Linked DNA regions of Homo sapiens: region 2 is linked to region 1. Evidence: chromatin loops called from intact Hi-C (ENCODE). Cell type or tissue: chondrocyte. All regions are shown on one strand. Each heading gives the region's core, and the rest is flanking DNA. Links, peaks and the distances in the headings are about the cores only.

Region 1 (9,742 bases), core at 675-8,674:
CTGAGCTTCTTTTTAGCTCTAATATGCCTTAATTCTGGTCTAGTATTTCCATTTTGACTCATAGAGTAGTTAAGAGATTTGTCCAAAGTTGTATGGTGAGTTGATCTCCAAGCTGTGTCATATCTGATTTCCTATCTCTAGTTTGGTGCTCTTTGTATCAGACCACACTGAATCTTTTCAGTGGCTGAAGCTTCAAATTGGGCCAGGCCATCTGGAATGGGATAGTTTCATCTCCAGCTAAACCACTGAGTCTGCAACCCTTTGTAACTCTTGATGAGTTTTTTTCTTTGACCTTATAGATCCTATGGTGGTTCTAGGATAACTATAGCTCAGGGATAAATGTCTCCGAAAAGGGTGTGGCTCCATCCCAAAAGGATGGAACTGGGCCCTCCTCCTTCTGGGATGTAAGGGAGGGCCTCCACAAACTAGCTGTCTCAGTGGGGTCCATCTCCCCTTTCAGTGCTATCAAGATCACAACCTGAGTCAGAATGGCTCAGCACCAACCTTCCCACTATGTGCCATGCAGCTCTTTTCACACATGCATGCTGTCATCAGCACTGCCACCTGCATGCGGCGCAGCTCCATCCAAAGCACCTTCAGCATCAACCCAGGTAGGGCAGATCCGAACCATGAGGGTAATGGAATAAGGGGCAGAGGGAGAGTGGAACCAGGCCAGGGAATGTTAGAGAGACTGTAATAGGGAAGGAGTAGACACCATGAAGGAGCTCTGCATGGGAGAACTAGAAACAATTCTGAAAAATTTAGGCAGCTTGTTCCTAAAGTGGATAGTGGCAGAGAAGCCAACCTCGGACTGTTGGAAGTAGAGAAAACGACTTAGAGTCCGTGGGGCACTGGTCAGAGATTTCCAATGTTGCCTTTATAGCTACCTTCTCCTTTAGCCTTGTTGATCTCTCATTGTTTGTGTCCTGCTTAGAAATCGTCTGTGACCCCCTGTCTGATTACAATGTGTGGAGCATGCTAAAGCCTATAAATACAACTGGGACATTAAAGCCTGACGACAGGGTTGTGGTTGCTGCCACCCGGGTGAGTGTTGGCTTCTGATCAGGATGGGCAGGGCTGGCACAAAAAGAGCTGGTAGGCCCCGCTCTAGCATATCAGATTTCAAAGTTGCTAAATTGGGAAGCCTCAAATGGGGAGGAATCTGGGCTGTGGGACTCCTGGGTTGTCTCCATTGCCACAGGACAGGTATATTCTCTTGACTGGAGCAAGAAAGGAGGTTTGGGGCCAGTTTTAAAGTATATATCCCCTGACTTTTCTTCTGTTGTACCTAGCTGGATAGTCGTTCCTTTTTCTGGAATGTGGCCCCAGGGGCTGAAAGCGCAGTGGCTTCCTTTGTCACCCAGCTGGCTGCTGCTGAAGCTTTGCAAAAGGCACCTGATGTGACCACCCTGCCCCGCAATGTCATGTTTGTCTTCTTTCAAGGGGTAAGGGCTCTTTGGCTGGGGTGCAATGGCAGGGAAGAAAGAGGATAGTAAAGATGAGAGTGGCTACTGGTTGGAGAAGACCTCAGCACTTGACCTAAGTTGTTAACCAGCACAGAGCTTCTGGATGTGTCTACATGTGTCTCCCCTTTAGATTCCTCCATTTTAGGAAGCTTAGATTCCTTCTTTTTAGGAAGCTTTTACACCCTGAATTGGTATGTAACCAGCCCCCTCTTTCCCCCACTGATAAGATATATTGGAGGCGGCCTTTTACTTTTATTCTCTGGACTCCTTTACTGCTATCTCCATCCAGGAGCCGTTAGGCTCCTGACTCTCATCACTAGGACCACAGCAGAATAAGGGAACAGCATCTGTGGCTGAGTCACTGGAGGTGGGGGACCGTTAAGAATCAGACACATAATAGCTGATGTTCATCTTAGACCTTTACTAAGGCTACTTTCCCCATTTCTGGGCTTCAGAAGTCTTGTAATACATATGAGGGATAGTCACAGCTGGGAGGTGGGGCCAAGAGAAGCCGAAAGTCACATGACTGTAAGCTGACTAGCAGTTGAGGTGACCTGAGATAGTCGTCTTACCTACAGCTTTGATGATCTGGCCGCCTTCGAGGCTCTCCTAACCCTTTGGAATCTCTGTTCCCCCTCCCACCTACCTCCATCTCTCAGGAAACTTTTGACTACATTGGCAGCTCGAGGATGGTCTACGATATGGAGAAGGGCAAGTTTCCCGTGCAGTTAGAGAATGTTGACTCATTTGTGGAGCTGGGACAGGTATGTGGCATGTCCCCCAGCCCCTTCCTTTTTAATTAAATCTTCCTCCTTTGTTGTTCTGCGGTCTTAACTGCAGGAACCACCGCCTCTTCCCTTGACTTCTATCCCCTAGGCATGGCCCAGAACAGGAGACTGATTCTAAGTGTTGTTTCTTCATCCTCCCCCCAGGTGGCCTTAAGAACTTCATTAGAGCTTTGGATGCACACAGATCCTGTTTCTCAGAAAAATGAGTCTGTACGGAACCAGGTAACCTGAGCATCTCCCCTCATTTCCTATTCCTACAGCTCAGAATCCAGACCCCAACCCCTGCCCTGTTTCCACCAACCCCCAGGGCCTGTGAGACAGGGTAAGAGACAGGATTGGATTGGGTGTTGGCCAAAGGATGAACACCACAGCTGTTGTTGCTGCTGGGAAGAATCAGGAACTCAGTGACATTCCATTGGTTCCCTGGACTGGGTAGTTCTCTGATCATTTGTTGCCTAGCAGACTACCACTGCCCATTAAGGATAGGTGAGTGACTAGCTCCCTTCTTGCCTTGCTGCCCCATGGATCCAATTGTCAAGGCTGCTCTACCCAAGTCCTGGCTGTGTCACACTCGCTGCCCAACTTGTCCTCCACTTTCCTCATTGCTTGTTCAAAACCTTCCCTTCCCTCTAGGTCCACCTTTAGGCCTGCTTTTTTCCAGGTGGTCCTCTTTCTGCAATTCCAGCCTTCAGCATCATCCCTGCTCTGGACTCCTGTAGCATTTAAAGAATTGGTTATCTGTTTGGCATTCAGCACGCAGTTTTCTATTATTATTTGCTCCCTTCAATTCTGCACAATAAATAATAAGTGAAGCATCCACTGAGGATAAAGCAGAGTCTTGAAGACAGTAGAATTTACTTATAAATATGAAAAAAAAGGTCTCTTCTTTATGCCCCAATTTTCTAACTCTAAAAAGAATGGTGGAAGCTACAGGAAATTCAGAGAGCCTTGGTCCCAAAAGGCTTGAGGGATAAAGGTCTACTAGAGATAGGGTAGCTCCCCAAGCAGGGAACTTGAAGTATAGAGCATTTCAGGCCTAAAAGAGACCTCCTGCTTCCCATCCCCCAGCCTCCCATCAGTTAATCTCCCTCGTACCCCCCAGGTGGAGGATCTCCTGGCCACATTGGAGAAGAGTGGTGCTGGTGTCCCTGCTGTCATCCTCAGGAGGCCAAATCAGTCCCAGCCTCTCCCACCATCTTCCCTGCAGCGATTTCTTCGAGCTCGAAACATCTCTGGCGTTGTTCTGGCTGACCACTCTGGTGCCTTCCATAACAAGTAAGAATCACTTGGCCCTGCACCCTCTTCATTCTTGAAGAGAGTCTATTCTGCAGTCTGGGAGGAAGGTCACTGCCCTCCGCTTTCCCACACTACCCCCTCCAGAACTTCAGGTCCATCTGTATTCTTTGCTCAGTGGCGTTTTCACATCTGAACTGAAACCCTTATTTGTTTGACTGGATATTCATCTTAGAAACTCATCCTCACCCTTAGCCCTTTACTGTCAACAATCCTTGGTTATGGTTCCACTGCTCCCTAGCTCTCCAGGGTCCTGAGTTCCTCAGGGTTGCCAGCAGAGGGCATCATCTCAAACACAAGCATGGGAAGGATGGTGGGGGCCCTTTGGCTAGAAGACAGAAAGCAGTCCTTCTCTGGAACTCACCCAGAGGTGCCAGAAACAGTATTCATACTCTGTGAAATGTACCATGTTCTTGCCATGTGGTAGATGGCCATGGTTCAGTGCGAGGGTAAAAGTGCCTCCTATAGCTGATGGGGCTCCAGAGATACAAAGGGTAACTCTGGGTTACCCTTTAACTGCTCCTAACTTGAGGCCTTGGATAACAGGGGACTTCTTACTCAGGCTGGATTGCCAAGCTTCCCGAGGGCCAAATGAGTTTCGTAGTGAAAATGCTTGAGCTCTATTTCTGACCCCAGCCAAGTAGCACCTTCTCATTCATTTAGGGGAGTGACCGTCCTAGCACTTAGGGTCAGCTGTCTTCTCTAAAGCTATCCTTGTACCACTTTGGGGCAAGTGAAGATTCATCATTTGAACACATTTTGGATTTGATTATGTAGCTGACTTGACTTTGTGTGGGACAGGGATTTACTGATGGTAAAGACTGTGGAGCTCAGCCTCTCTTTTAAGATCTATCTCCTTGGGGCTCCATAAGGATCATCATGGTGATTTTATCAGTGTATTCTTATATATCAGTGAGCAGACCTGATCCTAAGACCTGCTAATCACCTCCTGCTCCCAGCTACCCTAAATATAAATGTTCATTGGAACAGTTATACAACTGATCTCATGATACATGGCAGAGTTCTCTGAAAATCATCTTAGCCATCCCCCATATCTCCAGCCCAAATGATGTAGAAGAGTCTCTCCTTTGTTTAAAGATCTGAGCTCATTCAGCTTTTCTACCTTGTCTGTCAGGAAAGTCTTTAATTTTCACTAACCACCTCACCCTCACTCCTACCTCCCTGTTCTCCACACCTTCTGCAATATGGGATCCTGATTGTCTCTCACCCCTTTCTTCTGATGCTGAAAATGAGATACTGAGTCCCTGCATAAGGAGCATTTGAGGGAGGAAAGGGGCAGAGCCCTGGCTAAATGTAGCCAAGGCTCATGCCGGCTTTCCTGGCAGATATTACCAGAGTATTTACGACACTGCTGAGAACATTAATGTGAGCTATCCCGAATGGCTGAGCCCTGAAGAGGACCTGAACTTTGTAACAGACACTGCCAAGGTAGCACTGAGCCAGGCTGGGTGGGAGCCTGGGGCACACAGTGAAGATGCTAGCATTTGAGGATAGGAGAGGTGGGCCATTCAGCCCCCTCCTCACCTACCACAGGCCCTGGCAGATGTGGCCACGGTGCTGGGACGTGCTCTGTATGAGCTTGCAGGAGGAACCAACTTCAGCGACACAGTTCAGGCTGATCCCCAAACGGTAAGCAGATGGGCCCTAGCTCCTTCTTTCTATTTACACAGCAAGCTGTCCCTATCCTCCCTTGCCCTAGTGTCCCAAACCTTGGAATTCCACATGACTGTTGATGCCGGTGAGAATGCCTCATGCCCCAGAGAGCTCTTGGGTGGGCCTCATCTGCATCTTATGAGCCAGCTACTGTCTCCCAACTCCAGTCTATCTGGCCAGTCTGGTTCCTGCCCCATGACTGGGTCTCCACTGATAATTCTTTCCCTGGGCTCCCTTCAAGTCACAGGGTTTTCTCTCTTTACTGTTCCAATCCTAGGTTACCCGCCTGCTCTATGGGTTCCTGATTAAAGCCAACAACTCATGGTTCCAGTCTATCCTCAGGCAGGACCTAAGGTCCTACTTGGGTAAGCATCTGGTGTGGGAATGGGACCCTTAGCTGAGGAAAGGGATAGAGAAAAAGTCTTTTGGTTTAACCTTTATTATTTTTTTTCTTTTTCCTCTCTGTTTTTCTTACCCCCTGTTTTCCTTTCTTTCTTCTCATATTTGATGGATCCTTTTCCATTGCCCTTCTTTCTGGCTGCTGCCAATCTTGGGCTTTTCCTATTTCACCCACCATCCACCCACCAAATCTTCCCTTCCCTTTGGTCTGCACTCAGGTGACGGGCCTCTTCAACATTACATCGCTGTCTCCAGCCCCACCAACACCACTTATGTTGTACAGTATGCCTTGGCAAATTTGACTGGCACAGTGGTCAACCTCACCCGAGAGCAGTGCCAGGATCCAAGTAAAGTCCCAAGTGAAAACAAGGATGTGAGTGGTGGTGGGTGTTGGAAGTGCCCTGGGGCCCCTTTCCCTTGGGAAAGTTGGAGGTTCTTCTAGACCTAGTTAGACCCAGGGGATTGGGATGGAGAGGTGGAGAGATGCAGTCCTCAGCAATTGGGTGTTGAAAAGCCTGGGTGAAAATGGACCATCTGAAGGGTAAAGGGACAGCAGCCAGTTAGCTCAATTGGTTAGAGCATGGCACTGATAGAGGGTAGAGGGAACGAGTGAGAAGAGGATCACCCTAGCCGTGTGTTGTGGCGCATCTTCTGTGCAGCTGTATGAGTACTCATGGGTCCAGGGCCCTTTGCATTCTAATGAGACGGACCGACTCCCCCGGTGTGTGCGTTCTACTGCACGATTAGCCAGGGCCTTGTCTCCTGCCTTTGAACTGAGTCAGTGGAGCTCTACTGAATACTCTACATGGACTGAGAGCCGCTGGAAAGATATCCGTGCCCGGATATTTCTCATCGCCAGCAAAGAGCTTGAGGTGAGATGGGGCAGGGGCATAGGTGGCAGGGATCTGTTTGACTTCTTTCTCTGCTTTCTTGTGTCATATAGCCCTTTCCATCTCCCATTTGCCCCACATTTGTAGCAAAAGCCTACTGCAAATCTGTCCCTGGTCAGCCAGCATGTTCCCTTAGGAGGCCTTTTTTTTGAGATGGAGTTTCATTCTTGTTGCTCAAGCTGGAGTGCAATGGCACAATCTCAGCTTACTGCAACCTCCGTCCCTTGGGTTTAAGCAGTTCTCCTGCCTCAGCCTTTCGAGTAGCTGGGATTACAGGCATGTGTCACCACACCCAGCTAATTTTTTTTTATTTTTAGTAGAGATGGGTTTCACCATGTTGGTCAGGCTAGTCTTAAACTCCTGACCTCAGGTGATCCACCTTTCTTGGCCTCCCAAAGTGCTGGGATTATAGGCGTGAGCCACTGCACCCGGCCAGGAGGCCTTTCTTCACAGATAGTTTGAGTAGGTGTTCATTCTGGAGAGCCCCTGTGGATCCCAGAACTCTTTCACAGCTTCAACTCCCGGCTGGCATTCCCCATCTGGCACAGCTGGGATGAGTCAGTCTAATGTACCGAGCTCCTGTCACAAGTCAGTAATGTAAGTGCCGCAAGGGAACCAAAGCCATGGGCCCTCCTTTCAAAATGCCTAAAATCTAAGTAATACAAGATGGAAGCAAGAACAGAGATGCTTTACTTCTCTTTTCAAATGGGGAGACAAAGTCTGTAGGCTGGAGAGATGTTGCCCATGATTATTCCATAGTTGGTGCTTAGAGCCAGCATCCGAATTCCCATGGCTCCAAACCCCAAACAGTTATCCAAAAAACTGCACTGAGTTCTGAGAATGCCTTTGTCCTTTCCTGCCCTCCCTCCCCCTGCAGTTGATCACCCTGACAGTGGGCTTCGGCATCCTCATCTTCTCCCTCATCGTCACCTACTGCATCAATGCCAAAGCTGATGTCCTTTTCATTGCTCCCCGGGAGCCAGGAGCTGTGTCATACTGAGGAGGACCCCAGCTTTTCTTGCCAGCTCAGCAGTTCACTTCCTAGAGCATCTGTCCCACTGGGACACAACCACTAATTTGTCACTGGAACCTCCCTGGGCCTGTCTCAGATTGGGATTAACATAAAAGAGTGGAACTATCCAAAAGAGACAGGGAGAAATAAATAAATTGCCTCCCTTCCTCCGCTCCCCTTTCCCATCACCCCTTCCCCATTTCCTCTTCCTTCTCTACTCATGCCAGATTTTGGGATTACAAATAGAAGCTTCTTGCTCCTGTTTAACTCCCTAGTTACCCACCCTAATTTGCCCTTCAGGACCCTTCTACTTTTTCCTTCCTGCCCTGTACCTCTCTCTGCTCCTCACCCCCACCCCTGTACCCAGCCACCTTCCTGACTGGGAAGGACATAAAAGGTTTAATGTCAGGGTCAAACTACATTGAGCCCCTGAGGACAGGGGCATCTCTGGGCTGAGCCTACTGTCTCCTTCCCACTGTCCTTTCTCCAGGCCCTCAGATGGCACATTAGGGTGGGCGTGCTGCGGGTGGGTATCCCACCTCCAGCCCACAGTGCTCAGTTGTACTTTTTATTAAGCTGTAATATCTATTTTTGTTTTTGTCTTTTTCCTTTATTCTTTTTGTAAATATATATATAATGAGTTTCATTAAAATAGATTATCCCACACGACTTGTACTGCTAGTTATTCTTCCCAGGCCACCTTGTTCAGCGAGCCTAGACTGGAAGTCATGAAGTTATCTTTTATGCTATCATCTTGGGCTCCAGAGGACCCAAGGAGTAAGGCTCTGTCAAAAACAGTTGAAGTCCTTTCAAATTGCAGAGCCCTGGTTCTCCTCTTGTAAGAACAATGTTAACATAGTTTCTTCTCACTTTGTAATGAACGGGCATTTTTTTTTTTTTTTTTTTTTTTTTTTTTTTTTGAGATGGAGTCTTGCTCTGTCACCCAGGCTGGAGTGCAGTGGCGCGATCTCGGCTCACTGCAAGCTCCACCTCCCGGGTTCACGCCATTCTCTTGCCTCAGCTTCCCAAGTAGCTGGGACTACAGGCACCCACCACCACGCCCAGCTAATTTTTTTTGTATTTTTAGTAGAGACGGAGTTTCACCATGTTAGCCAGGATGGTCGTGACCTCCTGACCTTGTGATCCACCCACCTCGACCTCCCAAAGTGCTGGGATTACAGGCGTGAGCCACCGCGCCCGGCCATGAACAGGCATTTCTTTATTCACTCTGAGACACTGGCTGGGGTACAGAGATGAAGAGAATATAACCCTAACCCTCGAGTAGCTCAGCTGGGATGAGAAGAGAGACAGACATTCTCACAACTACATGTAATCCAGTGTAATAAAAGGAATAATTGCAGCATATCCCAAGTGCTCTGGTAGCACATAGTGAAACTCAGGACCATGTCAGGGGTGACATTCAAGTGATGATTTAAAGCGTTCACCAGTTGTGGAAGCACAGAGTCAAGAAAAGGAGTGAGTCATGTTTGGGAGATGGTAAGTTCAGTGTGTCTGAGCCATAAGCATCAGCAGGAGGCGAGGTTGGGCTAAATCCCGAAGTTCTTGGCTGGCATGCTGCTAAGGAGTTTGGGTTTCTGTTAATGGTGGGCCTTTTGTAGGCCAAAACAAGTTTGGACTGTTTTAGAAAAAGAACATCACCTCTGTAGAGATCCTCAAATTCCCTGGGTCTTCACGGAGGCAAAATTCTGGAGTATAGCAGCACTGCTAAATAATCGTGGGCAGCGGCTGAGTCAGCCAAGGGGGAAAGAGAACCTGCAGGAGCAGAAGCCTAAACCCAGCCTTCACTCCACTGCTGGCCAGGAGGCTGCTTCTGACACGTGCCTGAATACTCGCAGCAATGGAAAGGGACTGGCTGGCAGTATTCACAGGGTCTCAAGCACTCCTCTTAGTTCCCTGATTGGACTACTTACCTTTTCAAATCCTGCTGAGAAGAGGTGATTTTTCTCCAGGTTTCTCTCCAAGTTCCCCTGGGGGGAAGGGAGACATGTTTGGAGTTCAAGAGATGAAATACACCCTGCTACTTCTCCCCCACCCCAACCCTCCCAGTTTGAGCTGGAGAGGCTGTGTGATGCTGGCGGAAGTCGAGCACAGCTGCCACCATCGACTGGGCCAGGCTCCACACCTCCCTCGGCCAACAGGTCTCCCAGCGGACAGAGCAGTAAACTCCCTCATCCTGCTGGCAGCTTCAGGAAGCAGAGA
Region 2 (9,742 bases), core at 687-8,686, 52 kb after region 1:
GTGTGTCGGGAAAGGGCCAGGTACCCATTGCAGGCTATACTGCTATACTCATCATCATGATAGTGTGGTGGGAAGTCAGTGACTATCCAGGAAGTGAATGTCTCTTTCCACCAAGAAGCCACAGCTCCCTTCTCTCCCTGTCCTCTCTCATCCTTTCTCTTTTGGGGTATAGGAAAGGGGTTGCTCACCTCCTTCTTTAGGATACTAGCCTTCCCCCATTGCACACTCTTTTTGCTGCCAGTGGCTGGGTTGAGGCACCCAGTTTTAAGAGCTGAGGTGAGATTGTACATACCCATTATGGTCTCTGGGCAATTGCAATTGGAATGTTAGAGTCTCTAATGGGCATGTGCAATTGGAATGTTCCCTCTTTAGTCCTCAGGGCTCCCTACCCTCCCTAAGGCCTGGAGATAAGAGTAGTAGGGGTTAGAAAATGTTTGAACGAGGAACGGGGAACGGGGCAGAGTAGGAAAAGACCTTTAAAAGACCTTTTTTTTTTTTTAATGGATCATTCCCCCAAACCCAACACCTGTCTGATAGTTAGGGCTCCCAGGGCTAGTAAGGCACTTGCATCTAAGATGGTGTGCCCTGGCCCTCTGGGGTCCCTTGTTTGCTCTGTATACGCTGATCACATGCATGATATATTATGCTGGTGGGGGCTCTCTTCCAAAGAGGAGGAATTGTGGTCAGATAATAGGAAATGCCATTTCTGAAAGTACTTCCAGATTGGGAGTCAGTGGCCACGTTGGCCCCTCCTCACCCATTGTCTTGCTCCTGACTTCTATTTCCTCTAATTCTTCCGGGGCAGGCCTCTCTGGTGTGTTTGCCTCTCCTCCTGATCCTTTTAGATCTGAGGAAATATCCCCCCTTCCCTGGCCCTAGAGCAGGACAGTTTTTTATCTGCTCATCTGGTTTCCAGGTCCTTCCAGTTAATGGGGAGGGAACTTGACTAACAGAAGCTTTGGCAGGGAAAAGGAAGAGATCTGATCCCCTCTGAGTTTTAGGGAACTCCAGTCTTCTCCTTCCCTCAAGTGTTCATCACATTGTGAGGCCAGAGAAAGGAGTCAGAGTTGGTTGGAATTAGTACTTAACAGTGGTGTGATCTGGGCAAGTAATAAACCCCATTCCCCAGCCTCTTAGGTGTCTTAAGGCACATCCTCCAAGCCTAGACTGAGCCCTTCCACAAGGAATCCCTGGTCCCCCACCAAGTGGCTTTCTTCCCTGGTTTGCTTTTAAATTCTGGCTTTGCCACTGTCTAATTCCGTGACATCAGACAAAACTGGTAACTTTTTGAAGCCTCACCTGTAAAATGGAATTAATAATAGGCCCTACTTCTTGGGGTTATGAGGATTAAATGAAATAATAGAGAAAGCACGTTGCACAGTTCCTGGCACATAGTAAATGTTAGCTGGATGGTTCGGATTCTGAGGGATAATCATCATTAAGGGAGAGAGGTCGGAGTCGGGATAGGAGAACTAGGCTTTGGTTCTGATCTTCCTTTGGCCGACCACATTAGGCACTCTCTCCTATCTGCCAGGCACAGTGTGAAGCACAGGGGATGGAGGGGCAAATAAGATGTTTTCCCAGGGGAGACATGTGAAAACATGTTGATTCACTGCAGCCCAGTGAGTGCTGTGTGGAGGTGTGTTCAGGAGGCCACTGGAGCATAGAGGAAGAGTGCTTGGCCCTGGGGTGAGGTGCCAGGGAAGGTTCCTGCAGGAGATGCCCTGTTAGCTGGATTTTAAAAAAATTAAGGTGAAATTCACATAATAGGAAATAAACCATTTTAAAGTGAACAGTGGCATTTAGTACATTCACAGTGCTGTGCAACAACCACCTCTGTCTAGTCCCCAAACATTTGCACCATCCCGAAACAAAACCCATACCCATTACACAATTGTCGCCATTTCCCCTTACCCCAGCCCCTGGCAACCACCAATTTGCATCCTGTCTCTATGGATGTACCTATTCTGGATATTTCATACAAATGGAATGATAGAATGCATGACCTTTTGAATCTGGCTTCCTTCGCTTAACATAATGTTTTCCAGGTTAATCCACACGGTAGCATGTAGCATGTATTAGTACTTCATTCCCTTTTATAGCTGAATATTATTCCCTTGTGTGGACAGACTTTACCTGGTTAAAGGATGAGTTAGGCCAACAGGAAGGGTCTTAGGATGGCACTCCTGGTGGAGGCTGAGCGTGAGCAAGAAGGCACACAGGGTATTTGGTAGTCCTGTACCTTGCAGTATGAAGTGGGGATTTGGCCTCAGTTTCTCTGTCTATAAAACAAAGTTAATCATCCCTTTCCTGCTTGTGCTATGGGCTTGGTAGAGTTGGAGGTATTAGGGGAGAAGAGAGGCTAGGGTATTATTGCCTCTTCTCAGGGTCTGGGCTGGGGATGGGACTTTTAAAACTTGCTCTTTCCTCCTCTTTCCTGGGCAGCTCACTCCTGTATGCATCAACCCTCATCCTTGTGGGGAGCCATCTCCCTGTTCACTTGACATCAGCTTCCCCTCTCTCTGAATTGACCTGAAATTTTCCCTTTTACCTTCCACAGGTGGGTAACCCTGTGCATGATGAGATTTTGGCAGCAGAGGTGAAGGAAAGGCCTGGGACTAAGTCCTACTCACATTCTACCCTACGGCGGCCCTCCCCTTCTTTATCCTGTCTCTTGGTGATGTGGCTTGGGCAGCCCTCTCTCACCTTCTCTGTTGTAGTCTGGATAGAACTGTGGTGGGCCAGGGAGAATGTTTGCATTCCTTGTCTCTACCCTGCTTGGTACAGAGTAGGAGGCAGAGGCCCTTTATGGTGGGGCCCTTTGGAAATGAGGTTTTGCTGTGCTTTGTCGGATGCCCCTGGCAAGATTGGTAATTATAGACATAACAGCTGGGAACTGGTTTGAGAGAAGCAGGCTTGGAATCAGCAGACCTGAGGATATCCTGGTAATCAGGGTGGGGCAGGGAGAGGGGAGAGTGGGATGAAGCTGGGGGCTGGGTAGGGTGGGAGGCTTGGGGCCTCCTTCCCCTGCCGCTCCACACACAGCTGGGCTTAGAGCCTAGAGGAGAGTGGGAGGTGATTGGAACCCAGGTCTGCTTTACTGTAAGTGAGGAAGGAGGAAGGAGAGGAGGAAAGGTGGGGGATCCAAGGGCCTCTGAAGAAAGAAGCAGAGAGGAGGAAGAGGCATGTTGGTTGCTCTCTCAGGCAGTACCTGGATGTGGTCTAATTTAGAACAGGGACAACCCTGCACCTAGAGGTGGTTCCATCTTATTTTGGGGTGTTTCTCCTTACAGTGAGGTTATGGGAGCAGGAAGTGGAGGGGATTCGCTGTGGACCCACTAAAGGAGAAAAGGTGGGAACTAACATTTTTTTAAGCATCTATTGTGTGCCAGAATCTGTAATATTCTGCATACATTATTTTGCTGAAAACTCTTAACCTTCTGAAGTAGGCACTATTATTGCCATTTTATAGATAAGGAAACTGAAGTTTGGAAAAGGGGAGCGACTCACCTGAGATTACATAGCTCGTAAAAGGCTGTGCCAGGTCTGACTTCAGTGCTCTTCCTTTTCCCAAAGTCTCTTCACCTTCCCCTACTGTCATTCCAGTTCGGTCTGATTGCTCATTATTGCCTTTAATCTTGCACTTGAGTAATTCCCCTGTTTTCTGAAAAGCAAACATGAGTCCAGTGTCAGCCTGAGGAGTAGAGAAGCCTACCCTTGAGGGTGGGAGTCAGAGAACGATCTCATCTCCAGGAGGAGCACCTTGGTGTCATAAGCCTGGGGCGGGGCCAGCATCTGGGCAGAAACCTCTCCTGGGGTGGGTCTCTTTCTCCTTGCTGGGCCATGATTTTGGATGGGGGTTGGGGTAAAGGAGTGACTGTAGGCTCCGGCCACCATGGCCCGTGGGGTCTTGTTTGTGAATGGGAGGAGCCTGGTCCTTATTGTCTGTAGGGTTTTCTCACAGCCCCTAACAATGTCCTTCAGACTCCTGTTTTCACCAGAGTGTTCTTGGCTCCCTCAGCCTGGTCAGAGAGAGAGGGTGTGTTTGTTTGTGGGTCTAGGGAGGGGGTTCTGGTTTTTTTTTTTTTGAAACCGTTTCGCTCGTTGACTAGGCTGGAGTGCAATGGCGCGATCTTGGCTCACTACAACCTCTGCCTCCCTGGTTCGAGTGATTCTCCTGCCTCAGCCTCCCGAATAGCTGGGATTACAGGCATGCACCACCATGCCTGGCTAATTTTGCATTTTTTGGAGAGGCGGGGTTTCACCATGTTGGTCAGGCTGGTCTGGAACTCCTGACCTCAGGTGATCTACCTGCCTCGGCCTCCCTAAGTGCTGGGATCACAGGCGTGAGCCACCACGCCCGGCCCAGGGGGTCTGGTTTTTTAGGGTAAGTAGGGTTTAGATAGGAACAGGTGCTGAGCCCGAAGTGTGAATGCAGTCACTTAAAAAACAACAGACTGTGAACAAAAACATGCATTTTGACACCTGCTTTACTTCAGGAATGGAGGTGGCAGATATAAGGGATGGGAGAGTTGAGAATTTTCAGCAAAGAGTGAGAATCTCAGGTAGGGGGGTGGTCGCGATGGTGGAGGCCGGCTGGTACTTGGGCCTTTCAGCTGGATCTGGTTTTCTAGATAAGAACTGGCCAAGTTGCCAGATCCAAGGCATTGGGCTGAGGCAACAGGAGGTTCTCAGGATGGGGATACCCAGCCCTGCCACCCTCATCCCCAGTCACACTGCATCTCACACCCTGAGGCCCACTCTACCACTTTCCTACAATCCAGCCTTTGCTGACAGTGCCCCCATATGTTCTTCCCTCACACTCCATCCTCACAGCTCAACTCTCCCCATCCACAGCAAGCCCGAGGTTGGCTAACTTCCCCTTCCCAACTAGCTGCTTTTCACATCTTTGCACCCCAGGGCAGGGGCTGGGTGAGCAGGCTTTGAAGGTCTTTTGGGGCCAGGGACAGTTGGGGCCTACCTCGAGCAGCAGGCTAGGAAGAGGGGGGCATTTGTTTTTGGAGTGTACAGGACACTCACTGACTTACGGGTCAGCACAACTCACCCACCTCCCATTGTCCACCCTCTCCCTGAAGACACCTCAAGCTGCCTGCTTTCCTTCTTGGTTCTTCCACAGCTCACCTGGTGGGCAGGTACGGGCCAGTTCTCTGCCTAGGCCAAGGGAGGAAGCAGCTCAAAGCCTGGTGGTGGAAATTGTGGGGCCTGCCTGTTGGTAAAAATTAAATGGAGAATCCAGAAGCCCTGGTTGCCTTCCCACCAGCTTAGTGTCCCGTCTTCCCGCCGGCCCCCACCTGGGACAGATGCCAGGGGCATTACTCACCTTTTCTCCTGCAGCCTTTCCACCCCCAGTGTTCTCTTCAAGACGGACTAGGAATGGGTCTGGGGAAGGCTAGGGAATGGGGTGCTATGGGACATGAATGTGCACACGTGTCTGCTTTTGTGTGCTGTGTTGGGGGGCAGGTACCTTCTGGGAGCTGGGATGGGGGTGGGGGTGCCAGAGAGACAGCGGAGCAGGTCTCTACAGAACCTGCCTAGCCAGGGTGGGTGGAGCTGGGTGGGGCAGGCAGGAGTGATTCCAGGTTTCAGAGGGGGAACAGAGTGTGGGTGTGTATGCGTATGGGTGGGTATTTTGGTGTGTTTGCGGATTTAGAGGTCCTCGGCCTCACCCCCAGCCTTAGACTGAGGGAAATTCAGGACGTAGGTGGAGAGGGGCTTGGCTCTGGCTTCCCCAACTGCTTTTGAGGTAGAATGCAAGCTCAGGTATCCTGGCCAGGAGCCCAGTCTGTGGGCCCTTCCCCTGCGGTGCACCCTGCACTGGGGTCTGCTGGTGAGAAGCTGCTCTGGAAGCCTAGATGCCTGGATGACACAAGCATGGCCAGGATCCCACCCCTCCTCTGCCACTCAGCCCAGTGAGGAGAAGGATCCTGCCCCCACCCTGGGGCTATGAGGATGGTGAGCTCATCTCTGGGGCTGTCCTGGGAGAATGCCTGGTTAACAGGGCGGGGGTGGGGCACCTGGTGCCAGCTCCTGGGCTCCCTGCTCTGCCCTTCCCACCCCTCAGCCCACCAAGATACAGCTGTTCTCTCTGGCCTCCTGGGCAGCACTGTCACCCAAGGACAGCCTTTTTCAGGGTTTAGGAATGAGGGTCAGGGCAAAATCTTCATCCTATTTTTGGTCCAGGGCTGGAGCTGGTCCTTGCCCACTCTGTACCTTAGTCTTTTCGGTGATAGCAAAAGCCCAGCCTCTCTGGATGGGTGGCTTGCCCATAGCCCAAGGCTGGATGGGGATGAAGGAACATCAAGGTTCTTAGTTGTGGTAGATGGATGGGTGCAGGAACCACCCCTTTTGGGGATAGAGGCTCTTTGGTTCTGGCTGTCTTAGCTGAGGCCTGTCTAGTCTCTGTCTCTTTGTCCCTGGTGAGAAGAGGGGGCAGGACGGAGTCAGCAAATCCTCTCCTGTCGTGGCCCTCTTGCAGTTGTGGCTACTCAAGGAACCAGTGTCCAGAGCAGTCTCATGGAGAAACCTGGTCTCACTCCAAGAGGAGCACTCCTCAAAGTCAGTGTTACTACGATTTTCCAACAATTAGAGGAGGCCAGAAATGGGCTGCCGTAGAAGTAGTGGCCATGGGCTAGTCACCTTCTCTCTCTGGGTCCCACTTTTTTATTTGTAAAATTTGAGGTTGTCCCTCTAAGGCCCCTTTCAGCTTGGTGCTGGGAACTGCTGAGAAGAGGGTGGTTCAGCCAGCTGTGTCCTCCTGAAGGGAAAAGGGAAAGGGAAAGGGAAAGGGGAAGGGGTGTCAGGGGAATGATATGGGCATAGTCAGAGGTTCAGGTACCTTCCTTCCGTCTGTGGAAGCTGTGTTGGATGTCTGCATTTTCAACCCACACCCATCAACTTCAGCCCCCCACCAGGGCCTGACAGCGCTGCCTGGGTTGAGCACATCTGTGAAACTCAGGGGAGGTGTGTGACAAGGAGGAAAACCAAGCAAGGCTCTGAAGTGCGACAGCTGTGTCTCGAGTCTCTGCTCTGCCTTGCACTGGCCTTAGGCCTTGGTGAGGTACTCTGACTGTACTCTGAGCTAGCACGGAGAGCTAGCTCCTGGGATCCTGGGCTGGGAGGTTGGACCCTGGGCTTAGTTCTTGCCACCTCCATGGCTGAAGGTGGGCTTCCAGCACTTTGAGTGGAACTTATATTGATATCCTTGGACCTTGGCACTATGGATGGTGATGATTAGGGAGCCAGGCAGCTAGGGGGTGCCCACATGCATACCCCTGCCCACGGGCTGCAGTGGGAAAGGGGTGCAAGGCATATGCAGGAAGACCCAGGCTCCTGAGTAGGAATCGGAGACCTTTAGTGGGCAGGGGCCCACAGACGACTCTTCAGGCAGGTTCTGAAGCAGTAATCACACCCATTTCCCTGTGTTCAGGCAGAACCACCCTTCCCTAGTCCCTGACTACGGAGAGAAAAATGGTCCTATCAGAGATCTCTGCCCCTGTCTGAGGAGAACTTGAGGCTTCTTGTCCTCTTTCCCATCGTCTTCCCGTCTGGCTGGAAGTCTTTTAAAAATCAAACCCAAGCACCCTTCTCAGCTGCTTCCAGCCCTGTCCTCGGTGGAGATGAGGAACACTAGGTGCCCTTTTTAGGTACATGTTTTGCTCTGTCCCTGCCCCCCTTTTCTTCCGTGGCCTACTCACCCTGGTTTCCACAGCTCTTTCTCCCAGCCCCGTCTGCATCTATGCTCTGTCTCATTACCTCACCCCAGGCCTAAAGTAGCCGGGACTGGGCTGCGGGGTGGGCCCGGGCTAGAGCAGTGGCAGGAGGTGGCGTCTGGAGCTGCCTGCGTCTGGTCATCGGCCCCCAGCACGCGCCACACATGGGGGTGCTGGCGTTTGTGTTCAACGCCTTGCCCACTTGAGCCGCCTCCTTTGAGTGGGAAATGGGAAAGGGTTGGTCCGCCCTGGTCTGTGTTTTGGCCAACACCCACCCCCCTTATACACACACACACACACACACACACGCACGCACGCACGCACTACTCTAGGGCCCTGCTCCCTCTGCCTGTTGCCAGGTTCTGAGTGTATTTTTTCCAGAGGCCTCCAATTGTTTCCTGAAGAAACCTGATCCCAGAGCTCAGACAAAAGCTGGGGCCGCCAGAGGAGAAACCCCATTCTCTCCTCCTCTGTCCCTATTGCCCCCACCTCCATAACCTCCCTCCCTTTGGATGCTGGGTATGGGTTCCAGGACCCGGCTGCCATCACCTAGGCAACAGGGGGCTTTTGTTGCCATGGTGATCAATGTGGGAGAAGCTGGGCAGCAGGGACAAAAGCCCCCACATTCCCCCCTGCCAAGCTCCCCCCCAATCCCCTTGGGATGATACTGAGACACATTCCATTAATTTTATTTCTGAAAGGCCTTTGGAGGGGAGAAGGGTCTCCTTTTTGTAACAGGCTCTCTCTTCTCTCCCTCTCTCCTCCCTGGCCTCATTTTAACCCCAGATAATCCATGGTTGGTTTGAGCAGGGGACTGAGTGTGTGTGTTTGTGTCTTGGGAAGTGGGGGGCAAGGTGAAAGGCAGTGGGGCACATTCCTTTTCTATAGCCTCCCCCTTCCCCAGACTAGGGCAGCTCCCTGTCCTGCACCAAGTCCGGACTTCCCTCCCTGTCTCGTCATCCCTCTTGACGTTTCCACTTGTTGATCTCATCCAGCCATCCCCTCCCCCCATCTCTTCCCTGGGAACGCTGCCCACCCAGGGGACCCTCCAAACCCCTGATCCCTGAGACTGATTAAATAAGGGGAACTTCTGCCCTTCTCTTTACTCCCCTCTCCTCCCTCCTCCCAGGCCCCCCAGCAGCAGTGCTTGGATTAGTTCCCTGGTGTACTTGAAGACACAGCAGGCAAGGGTCTCAGAAGTCGGGTTCATTTTTGGCACCTGTGTTTGGTAGGGAGGAGACAAGCGTGTTTTGGTGCTTTTTGGGCACTCTGACTTGGGTTGGCAGGCCAGGGGAGCAGGATTCATGTTGAGTCTTTAGTAAGTAGCAGGGGAGGAAGATAGGGGGCACTAGGCTGGGCAGCTCAGAACAAAAGGGGACTGGTACCCTTGTCTGGTTTGAAATTTATCTGTAGGGGAAATGAAATGGCATCAGTTTACCTTCTGGGTGTGTTTGAAGTGGTGGTTCTGGTTGGTGTGTGTGTGTGTGTGTATGTGTGAGACTTCTTTATTTAGTTGTACTAACAGCAGGGTTTATTTATACCACCTCTTTCCCTAGTCTCAGAGGAAGTGTCTGAGGATTGGAGTATGAGTGATCCTGGAGCTAAAACTTGTTAATTGCTTAACTAATTACTAGCTGAACCATTTATAAAAGCACTTCTTTCACCCTCGTGATCCTTACGGCTACCCCATGAAAAGGCATCATTGTCTTCACTATTTTACTAATGAGCTTACCAGGCTACAAGCACAGAGGTGTTAAGTAACTTGCACATAGTCACACAGCTAGTCAGTGGAAGAGTTAGGTTTTGAACTCAGATCTTTGAGTGCACATCTCTGGCTCTTCTGGCTGTTGGCTTTGGCAGATGATGGGTATACAGGAGGATGAGGAGATGGACAGCCTGGGATCTAGTGTGTGTGTCTAGACTCTAGTCCGTGGCAGTTGTTTACTTCTCCACCCCCTTCTCTACCCCCATGTCACTCTGTGACCCACTCGTTGCCTTTGAGCCTCCTAGCA

What was found. A loop is a pair of places that touch in the nucleus more often than their neighbours do. Peaks named below come from ENCODE experiments on the same cell type or tissue, not always from the same donor. Only the 100,000 strongest peaks of a DNase experiment are listed, where the experiment ranks them.
Region 2: a loop joins it to region 1, with 6 times the contacts of the local background. A loop is called at or near these places in 13 of 110 quality-filtered maps.

The regions. Positions count from the first base shown.
Region 1 is chr1:160,350,762-160,360,503 of GRCh38, forward strand. It overlaps NCSTN (nicastrin), which reads left to right. Exons shown (of 17, transcript NM_015331.3): 6 at 461-611; 7 at 935-1,044; 8 at 1,293-1,445; 9 at 2,126-2,230; 10 at 2,399-2,476; 11 at 3,357-3,529; 12 at 4,894-4,996; 13 at 5,102-5,197; 14 at 5,499-5,586; 15 at 5,839-5,993; 16 at 6,280-6,492; 17 at 7,388-8,188. The coding sequence ends at 7,510. Among named protein-coding and RNA genes, the nearest start is that of NHLH1, 11 kb to the right of the region's middle. In chondrocyte, for the core only: CTCF peaks have their summits at 3,829 (motif pointing right) and 4,033; no DNase peak of the experiment used is centred there.
Region 2 is chr1:160,402,662-160,412,403 of GRCh38, forward strand. All of the region lies in intron 1 of VANGL2 (VANGL planar cell polarity protein 2), which reads left to right. LOC105371466 (a long non-coding RNA gene) reads right to left here and starts at 5,583. Exons shown (of 4, transcript XR_007066686.1): 1 at 5,342-5,583; 2 at 5,143-5,227; 3 at 3,511-3,664. RefSeq lists an enhancer at 6,640-7,515 and a silencer at 7,938-8,232. In chondrocyte, for the core only: no CTCF peak of the experiment used is centred there; no DNase peak of the experiment used is centred there.